Regions from separate parts of the Homo sapiens genome. Here region 1 is linked to region 2. A link is a loop called in an ENCODE intact Hi-C map of the cell type or tissue named here. Cell type or tissue: Calu3. All regions are shown on one strand. Each heading gives the region's core, and the rest is flanking DNA. Links, peaks and the distances in the headings are about the cores only.

The links. A loop is a pair of places that touch in the nucleus more often than their neighbours do. Peaks named below come from ENCODE experiments on the same cell type or tissue, not always from the same donor. Only the 100,000 strongest peaks of a DNase experiment are listed, where the experiment ranks them.
Region 1: a loop joins it to region 2, with 11 times the contacts of the local background. A loop is called at or near these places in 11 of 110 quality-filtered maps.

Annotation. Positions count from the first base shown.
Region 1 is chr11:13,013,659-13,019,044 of GRCh38, forward strand. No RefSeq gene overlaps it. Among named protein-coding and RNA genes, the nearest start is that of RASSF10, 7.0 kb to the left of the region's middle. In Calu3, for the core only: no CTCF peak of the experiment used is centred there; a DNase peak (open chromatin) is centred at 2,923.
Region 2 is chr11:13,150,157-13,155,542 of GRCh38, forward strand. No RefSeq gene overlaps it. Among named protein-coding and RNA genes, the nearest start is that of BMAL1, 120 kb to the right of the region's middle. In Calu3, for the core only: no CTCF peak of the experiment used is centred there; a DNase peak (open chromatin) is centred at 2,783.

The DNA of each region.
Region 1 (5,386 bases), core at 180-5,179, 140 kb before region 2:
TGAGAAAGGTGAAATAAAGGTATAAAAAGCACCAAAACAGTGCCTGTGCATAGGAAGTGCTTAATAAATGCTAAATACTTCAAGTTTTAATTCACATTTATGGTCACCATGGCATTAAGAATGAGAATAAATGCATGACAGGGAATGTACCAATGTCAGGATTTCAGCGCCCCTGGGAAAATTAACTCAGCTCCTATTCTCCAGCTCTAATGGAAATCCTGGGCAGAAACCAGCAAACTTAAGAAGGGTATGAAATGTAGGTCCCTTACCAGTCAGCCCCACCCTTTTTTTTTTTTTTTGGTAACTGAGATAATTTATTGTATTTTTGATCTGAGTTATCCTAGTCTCAGCCATCTCCCAAACCAAAAGATTCCATATGGCATCTTTATGTTTGTTTATTTCCTTATAAAGTGTGTTTATTTTTTGCTGATTAGAAAAGTTGTGTACACGATAGTCCTTACGATGAACCTGAAAATAACATAAAAAGGCAAGAAAAGTCACTCTAAATCTCTGTACCAAAAACCTGTCACTACCAAGATTGGTATATTTACTTCCAAACCTTTTGAATTGTGCAGATTTCATATTTGCTTCTGTATTTAAAAATATATAATTTTGATAAGATTGTATATACATGTTTATACTCAGGTTTGACAGACTCCCTGTAAACAGATCTACCCATCTGGTGGATATACCATAGTTTACAGAACTGCGCATGTTATCAGTTTGTTTCCCATACTTTTTTTTACTGTTATAAAATAACACCGTAATAAGTTTCTCTGTGCATGTATCTGTTTACCTAATTAGACTCCCACCCTCCCCACAATAAGATAGGTTTCCAGAAAGAGAATTCTCAGGTCAGAGTACAAACATTTAGAGGCTTGATACTCACTGCCAAATTGCTTTTCAAAAGATTTGTTCTAATTACAATCAGCTATGCATGAGCATGCCTGTTTCACTACAGCTTAGCTTTCATTAGATATTATATTTTGTTAGGAAAATATTTTAATCAAAATTTACTAATTAATTCTTCGTGGCCTCAGGAAGCCAAAGCTGACAATCACTGACTTAAAATATTCTTACAACAGCAAGGGTGGGCCCGTGGATCAGAAGTGTTAGTTAAGAGGGTGTGGTGTTTTCTCTCCTTTCCATTTTTTTTCCTTCCCTGAGTATTTGCTTAAGGTAATATTAATAGAATTTTATCTCATATCAGAATTGGTCAATGATCTGAGAACAGAAGGGACAGAAACTCTACAGAAGCAGGGCTAAGGAGATAACAAATTGAATCAGAGTTATAAAAAGAAAATATTCGTTATCTTTTTCATCTTGAGTCTAGTGGAAAAGGCTATTCTTAGAAAGCAATGCCATGAAACATATTTGATTTTGTGCTTCTCCATACCCACCTCTAGCAAAAATTAAATCAAATGAAACACATAAACCAAGTTGTTTATAAGTAGTCTGTAATGAACAGTTTAGATTTTTCTAGGAATTTCTTTCTAAATATGATATGCACTTGAGGTTGTTCTTAATATCTTGAAAAGAGAAGATTTGATTATGACAATCTGTGAAATTTCCATTGTGAAAATGCTTGCGAAATTTGTTTTCCCAAGCAGAAAAGAAGGAAGATGAGGAGAAATCAAGTTTTGTTGAGTTTTTTTGAAATGCCAGATCCTCGTGTTTTTTCACATGTATTTTCTCTGCATTAATCTTGTGAGATAGAACGTTTTAATCTCCAATGTTTACAGATAAAGGAACTAAAGCCATTCAGTTCATAAGTAAGAGATGCGGGATTCCAACCCAAGCCTGACCACAAAACCTGTGCCTTGTTGCTACACACACCTGATGCATTACGCACAGTAAGTGTTCAGCACATCCAGAAGAAAAAGTCCCCGGGACTCCAGAGCGTTGCCATTGGAAAGGCTTCAGAGATGATCAAAGTCTTGTCCAGGTATTTCTACCAGGAAAGTGGAGTACTTTTCGGAAGATCACACTTTTGCTAAATCTACTAGGTGAAGATTTAGTAAAATACAGAGGAGGGGAAATTCTTATGTAAATATTTGGGTGGCTGTCTGGGAGAATGAAAAAAAATTCTTAAAAAACGAATACTCCCTGTGTTAGCTTGGAGGTTTTGACTGAATGCCCCATGGACTGTTGTTGCTCTACAAAGCGCAGGTGCATAGTCAGTCAACAACGTGGACTCCTCAGCCATCAGGGAAGACAGCTGTGTGCTAGTCAGACTCACATCTGGAAGGTGGTACCAACCATGACCGTGCTGGTGGGAGCTGTCCCCAGCACTTTTAACAGGCTTTATTTCTGTTTGAGCCTCTGGGTACATGAGGATGTGGGAGGAGTCGAAGGAGGGAGTGCCAGGCTTTCCAAGGATCTTTGTGTGTGGCATTAGGTATGCACACCTGGCTGAATGCATCTTTGGCCACAATGACCCCATCGTGCTCATGGAGACCTTGCATGGATTGCTTTGAAGGCCTGCTTCCCCCAGCCTCTCCCCTTCTCATCCATTCCCATGCAAATCTCCTGTTTCAGACACTTCTAGGATTTCCCATAGCTTTCAAGATAAAATCCACATTTCTTAGCAGGTTTGTGAAGGTTGTTGGTTTTCCAGCTCAAGATCCCTCCTTTAGGTCCACCCTCCCCAACTTAAGACCACGGAATTGAGTTGATCCTATTTCTTCATTCAGGTCACACTATCATCCTCCTTTTATGCATGTGCCCTTTTCTATCTTCATTTTACTTCATGTTCTCCTCCCTCCCCATTCCCACTCCCATTTCCCTCCTTGCTCTTATGATAGGCCCCTATTCCAATGTATTAATTTACAACCTTCCAAACCATCTTATATATTCAAGGCTGCCATGTTGCATACCCTCAAGGGGCACCATTCATGTTGTATTCTGGCATCTTTCCCCAGAGGGCACCATTTGCATGGAAAACTGTGTGAATGGTAACCCTGAGGCTGAGCAATGTGCCAGCACAGTTCATATGGTTGTGTATGTATATGTATCCTTGACAGTAGACTGAAACTGTCTGTATGCTTGTGTTTAATATATATGACTTTATTGAGCTATAAAATTTATTATGTTTCTTTCTTTTTCACATGACATTATGTTTGTGCAAGCATTCTGCATTGGTATATGCAAATTTAGACCATTATTTTTTTACCTGCATGGTATTCTGTCTCTTTCTGTATTTCCTTAGTGAGTGATATCTAGGTCGTCACCAATTCCTTGCTATCTCAAACAAGGTGTCGATTAACACAGATAGAAATCGGTGGACATATGTGAGTGCTGAACTGCAGGATTGCTCTGCCAAATTGCTATACCCGGTTAGGCTCTTACTAGGAGTGAAGATTTCCATATTCCCCACAAGCACTTGATATTGATCAACCTTCTACTATTTGCAAATCTGTTTTAATTTGCATTTCTTTAAAATCTAGTAAAGTTAAGCTTCATCTGCTTATTATTCTTTAGGTCCCCCTTTTGTTAATTGCCTATGTTGTTATTGACCATTTTTCCTTTGGTTTCACTTTTCTGGCAGATTTTCAGAAGTTCCTTACATATTCTGAACATTACTTTCTTTTAACCTTAGAGCTAGTGTGAATATCTTCTATCTGTCCTCCATCTCTAACTGTGTCCCTGGTATCTGTTGTTGAAAATGTCTTTACTTTTAATGTAGTCAAATTTAGCATCCACCTCCCCTGTGGCTTGTGGTTTGGGGTTCTTGTTTAAGTAATGAAGTCACAAAAATATGGTTCTATATATTTTCTTCTACTAGCCTCATACTTTCTCTCTCTCTCTCTCTCTCTCTTTAGTTCTTTCTTCCTCTATCCCTCCTTTCTTCCTTCCCCCTTATTTCTTCTTCACAGATAAAGTGAAATACTTCTGTGGAAATAATCTTTATCTTATCAAGTTTTACCCTAAAGAATAGTTTAAATCCTGATTATCCTGAAATGTAGACTAAATTTTTGTATTTTTGGTAAAGACAGGGTTTTGCCATGTTGGCCAGGCTGGTCTCGAACTCCTGGCCTCAAGGGATCTGCCCGTTTTGGACTCTTACAGTGCTGGGATTACAAGCAAGAGCCACTGTGCCCAGCCTAACTTTCTTTTTCTTTTTTTCTTTTTTTGACAGTCTTGCTCTGTTGCCCAGGCTGGAGTGCAGTGGCATGATCTCGGCTCACTGCAAGCTCCACCTCCCAGGTTCATGGCATTCTCCTGCCTCAGCCTCCCAAGTAGCTGGGACTACAGGCGCCCGCCACCATGCCTGGCTAATTTTTTTGTATTTTTAGGAGAGACAGGGTTTCATTGTGTTAACCAGGACAGTCTCGATCTCCTGACCTTGTGATCCGCCTGCCTCGGCCTCCCCAAGTGCTGAGATTACAGGCGTGAGCCACCGTGCCCGGCCCCAGCCTAACTTTCTTACATTTTATTTTTATTTACCAGTGTTCAAAATAATGGGGTTGTCCACTAGCATTCTCCAAAGGTGACTAATAGTTCTTCTTGTTTGTTCATTTTTTTAGGATAATTATAAAATTTTAAATTTAAAGTATTTCATTTTTTTCAAACCATTGTGGTTATTAATATTACTGATGCTCCGTTTACCTATGTAACAAACTTGTACATCCTCTACAGGTTCCCTGGAGCTTAAAATAAAAGTTGAAGAAAAAAATGCTGATGCTCAAATTGTCCCCTCTTTAGCTACTGGGAGCCTTTTCAGGTCAGCTTCTGAATTCTTTTCACACAATTTTCATAGTCTTTGATAGCGTTCTTTGCTCTCTAGTAGGTCAAACTATTTCAGGCTCCTACTATTCATTTTCTGTGCCAGTCCTGCAATCAACCATCACTATAAGGAGTCCTGATTCCTTTTAGTGGGAAATGATATTTAGAAGCCACAATCTGGATGCTAGGGGTCTAGGTTAGTGATTGCTTTTAGGACTTTTCAGAGTCAACGTGTAGAAAATATGTTTTTGTTTTATTATTATTCTTTTGCTTGGTTTTTGTTTTGTTTTCTATTATTTTTAAAATTGTGGTGTAATATATATAACATAAAATTAATCATTTAAACAATTTTTAGGGATGGGCATGGTGGCTCACACCTGTAGTCCCAGCACTTTGGGAGGCCAAGGAGGGCAGGTTGTTTGAGCCTGGGAACTCAAGACCAGCCTGGGCAACATGGCGAAACCCTATCTCTACTAAAAATACAAAAAATTAGCTGGGTGTGGTTGTGCATGCCTGTAGTCCCAGTTACTTGGGAGGCTTAGGTGGGAGGATCGCTTGAGCCCAGGAGGCAGAGGTTGCAGTAACCTGAGATCATGCCACTGTGCTCCAGCCTGGGCAACAGAGTGAGATCTTGTCTTAAAATTTTTTTTAAGTGTACAGT
Region 2 (5,386 bases), core at 214-5,213:
GAAGCAATTACCATGTGCACCACTCCCCTGGCACAGACCACAGATGGCATCGTTCAATTAGCTATTGTTTGGTGTGTGTGAATTCCACCCTAACCAGTGACCTAAGGCACTTAATTTAACCTCTCAGCCTCATTCTCCAAGTTTTAAAACTGAGTTTAATAATACTTCACAGAGTTGTTGTGAAGACTAAAGATAATGTATGAAAAGTACCGGGTAGTGTGCCTGGCACATAGGAGTCCTAACAAGCATTTCTGTCTGTTCTCTTCTCCTGTACCCAAACCTAACCAGAGAATAGAGTCTATTAGAAATCTATGCTCCATTAACATGAAAAATTTGAAGCTTGTTTTACTAACAAGTCCAGTATGGAGTACCTCTGTTGAGAACTACGGACCCCATGTCCCTCGAGTCACAAAATTCCCTATGCCACACGTTTATATCTAGCCAGCATGGATAGGTTTTTGCCTTGGATCATGTCAGCCAGCCACTAGATGGATCCTGATCTAAACTCAGTGGACCTTGTTGCGATTTCCAATGGACTTTGACTATTTCTCTTTGAGATAAATGTAGGAGCCTGTGTTTATCTCCTGTTTGGGATCCTGTTATGTAGACTGTTGATTTTCTCCATTGGAAGTCAGTTCCTACATTACCATTTTCTTAGTCTATTTTGTTCCAGCTTCTTTTTCTTGTCCACAGACTGACCAGCCTCCGAAGCCCCAGCAATGCCTAGTGACTCAATTCCTCCAAGTTTTAATAGTGAACTCTGAGTTTAGACAGATAGGATAGTGCATCATCTAGGTTTTTGAAAGACAGTTTTTGTGGGATTGCTAAATCAGTGTATTTTTATACTATTTGGACTGAAAAGATCATCTATCAATATTGATCGAATCAGATCCTTCCTTATCAATTGCCTTGGATCAGCTTCTTTTTTTCTCTCTCCCTTTATTTAATGAGACAGGATCTCACTCTGTGCCAAAGGCCGGAGTGCAATGGCGTGATCACAGCTCACTGCCGCCTCAACCTCCCAGGATCAAGTGATCCTCCCAGCTCAGCCTCCTGAGTAGCTGAGACTATAGGCACATGCCACCATACTGGGCTAATTTTTACATTTTCTTATAGAGATGGGGTCTTCCTATACTGCCCAGGCTGGTCTTGAACACCTGGGCTCAAGTGATTCTCCCACCTCAGCCTCCCAAAGTGCTGGGATAGGTGTGAGCCACCATGCCCAGCAGGTCAGCTGCTTTAGAAACAGACCCTGAGTCAAGCTTTTGTGTGCAAGGGTTATATTAAAGAAGCACTCCCAGGAGAAACCGGTAAGAGAACCAGAGAAGCAGAAAAAGGAAAGAAAAGAGGCTCGATCAGGGAGAGACTTGAGACCAAGTCACAGAGTCAGTTTGATGCCACAGGGGAGCCTCAGGGGAGATAAATTACATCTTAGAGTTTATCCAAACTCAAGGTAAGGGAACTGGGGTCCCCACAACTGCATCATTGGCACAAGAACACAGAAGTTGGAAACAACATTTGAGATGGTAAAGAGGATGCAGGGAGATCTGGGCAGAGCCTTGGCACTGCCCTCTACTCCAAGATCTCCTGCTGGAGGGTCATATGTTAAATATACCCTGCTTTCACACCTTTGCAAAAAGGAGAACTTATTGTTTTATGATTCATCACTTTTCAGTGTTTAGCAAGGCTAATATTAGCCCTTATTGGGGCTCAAATACATGTCTCTGTAACTTCCACTCATTGGTTCTAAGCAATTAGTCAATTATCAAAACTCATCAGCCATTTATTGAGCACTATTATGTGCTGAGAAATACACAAAGTGCTGGTTTATTCTATCACAGACCATGGTCTCTATTCCTTCTAGCTTTACAACATCTCTAAATTTGATAAGTACATCATCAACTTTTGACAAAAGCATGAATAAAACCACCACATAGGACAGGGTCAAGGATCATGCCACTTGATCAATATTTGGGAGGGTATAATTTTCAACCAGTTGTTCAAAATTTCCTAACTATGTCGAGACCCGTTTTCTCCATCTGGCTCAAAATATTTTATGACTTCACCTTTAGCCCAGATGAGATAAAGCAGCTAGATACCATGAACAAAAATTGGCAATATATCATGCCCATGCTTAGGATGGATGGAATGAGGGTCCTAAGAAATTCAGAGCACCTCTGTACCCCTTTAGTTGTACTGAGAGCACAACTTCCTGGCTTCTTTTCCAGCTCTTCAGCGATGAGGTCCTGTCATCCACAGAACGAAGGACTTAATAGGCCGGGTGCAGTGGCTCATGCCTCTAATCCTAGCACTTTGGAAGGCCAAAGCAGGTGACTCACTTGAGGTCAAGAGTTTGAGACCAGCCTCGCCAACATGGTGAAACCCCATCTCTACTTAAAAAAAAAAAAAAAAAAAAGGAAAAAAAATTAGCTGGGCATGGTGGTACATGCCTGTAATCCCAGCTACCTGTGAGGCTGAGGCACGAGAATCGCTTGAACCCAGGAGGCGGAGGTTGTAGTTAGCTGAAATCGTGCCACTGCACTTCAGCCTGAGTGACAGAGCGAGACTCTTCTCAAAAAAAAAAAAGAAAAAAAAGCACTTAATAAAGCTGTTGAGGCATCAAAAATAAATACATTAATTACAATTAAAATATGTTCTTTAAAACATCATTAATTTTTAAAAATACATTATTTATAATGCTGTTTTGATATTTTCTTAATCTACACATCTTATAATCCTGCCCCCAAGCAATTTGGTTCTTAGTTAATCCATGCTGCCTCCTAGTGACCATTGCATTTTCTGGATGTTCTAATAAAATGTCAAATGGTCATCATCAGGAAATTCTGCTCCCAATATCATCCATAATACAGGAAAAAGTCAGCAACAACAGACTTAATATAAATCTGAATCTCTATGAGAGAACATCTTTCCACCATGCTCCATGCTGAGAAGTAAGGATTTGTAAGCCTCCCTCCTATGGCTGCTTTCCAAATATCTGATTCCAAAGGCCCATCCAATATGGTGGTGGGGTGGTCCTGATAATCACCAATAGATGCATCAGGGCAGTATTTGAAAGTCTTCATTCATTGAACATTTTCTGAGCCATGTACTGTGCTGAGTAATTTTACTATACTGAGGAAGCTTAAAGTCAAATCCTATTGTAAAGGAATGACCTCAGGTTTGTTTTTCTTATCTCCTACATCTAACACGGAGATATAGATTTTACCCTTACAGACTTGTTATGCAACGTGTGTAAGCTAAACACTTAGGTGAGAGCTTTGCATGGTGTAAAAGATTGCTTTTTCCCTCTTTTTAATTTTTTAAAATTCTTACCCTAGAGCTGATTCTACCTGAAAAATGCCTGTTATATAAGAAGAGTTAGATAATCATCTCAATGAATGCCTGAATGGCTTTCGATAAAGTCCAACATCCTGTTTGTAAAAATAGGAGATAAAAACACAAGAATAGAAATAAGCAGACACTGGATTAAAAAAATGCAGCAATAACAATAGCATCTTCTATGAGCAAGGCACTTAGAGGTTTGCAAAGAAATTTACATATATTGCTTCATTGAATTCTTACAATAACCTTATGAGGGGAGCAAGGAAGAGGTTATTTTCCTTCCTATTTTACAAATGATGAGCCTAAGTCACGGGGCTTTTAGGAGACTTGCACTTGAACAGGGTGAGGTTACATCCTTTGAGTAATTGGCATAATTGTCAGAGTCCTGTGGGGATCCCGGCTGGAACTGATGTTTCTTAGATATGTCCTACAAGACTTAGAAAGCAGCATGAATGTTGAATCTCTAAGTCTTTAAATGAAACTAAGGTCAATTTTTAGCCTATGTGCTGCAATTCAATGGGTACAATTTACATGGTGATTCTCTAGTTTTGTGTGATAGGGCCATAATAACACAGCTAATGCATTTTCAAGGAAAATAACCTACATATAATAATGGAATAATAGATTTGGGGCTATTGGGTGGTACAAAACACTTTGACTTCGGAGTCAGGAGATCCGGGTTCTAATCATGTCCCTGTCAGTAACTATATATGAACTTGGGAAAGTTACTTAATCTTTCTTTCTTTTAACTTTCATTTTAAGTTCAGGGGTACACGTGCAGATTTGTTATATATGTAAACTTGTGTCATGGAGATTTGTAGTACAGATTATTTCATCACCCAGGTATTAAGCCTAGTACCTATTAGTTATTTTTCCTGATCCTCTCCCTCCTTCCAATCTCCAACCTCCAATAGGGTCCACTGTGTGTTGTTCACCTCTATGTGTCCATGTGTTCTCATCATTTAGCTTCCACTTATAAGTGAGAAAATGCAGTATTTGGTTTTCTGTTCCTGCATTACTTTGCTGTAAATAAGGGCCTCCAGTTCCATCCATGTTCCTGCAAAGGATATGATCTCGTTCTTTTTCATGGCTGCATAGTATTCCATGATTTATATGTATCACATTTTCTTTATCCAGTCTACCATTGATGGGCATTTAGGTTGATTCCATGTCTTTGCTATTGTAAATAGTGCTACAATGAATATATGTGTGCATGTATCTTTATGGTAGAATTATTTATATTCCTTTGGATATATACCCAGTAATGGGATTGCTGGGTTGAATGGTATTTCTGTTTTTAGGTCTCTAAGGAATTGCCACACTGTTGTCCACATTGGTTGAACTAATTTACACTCCATCAACAGTGTATAAGTGTTCCTTTTTCTTCACAACCTCACCAACATCTGTTATTTTTAGATTTTTTAATAATAGTAATTCTGACTGATGTGAGATGGTATCTCACTGTGATTTTCTTTTCTTTTTTTTTTTCTGAGACAGAGGGTCTCACTCTGTTACCAGGCTGGAGGGCAGTCTCAGTTCACTGCAACCTCCACCTCCCAGGCTTAAGTGAGCCTCCCACCTCAGCCTCCTGAGTAGCCAGAAGTACAGGAAAGCACCACTATACCTGGCTAATTTTTGTATTTTTGTAGAGTTGGGTTTTTTGTAGCGATGTTGCACAAGCTGGTCTCGAACTCCTGAGCTCAAGCAATCTGCTCAACTCAGCCTCCCAAAGTGCTGGGACTATAGGCATGAGCCACAACACTGGGCCTTCCTTGTTTTAATTTGCATTTCTCTAACGATGAGTGATGTTGAGCTTTTTTTCATATGATGGTTGGCCACATGTATGTCTTCTTTTTAAAAGTGTTCATGTCCTTTTGGCCACTTTCTAATGGGGTGGTTTGGGTATTTTTGGAAATTTGTTTAAGTTCCTTATAGATGCTGGATATCAGGCCTTTGTCAGATGCATAGTTTGCCAAAAATTTCTCCCATTCTGTAGGTTGTCTGTTCACTCTGTTGATAGTTTATTTTTGCTGTGCAGAAGCTC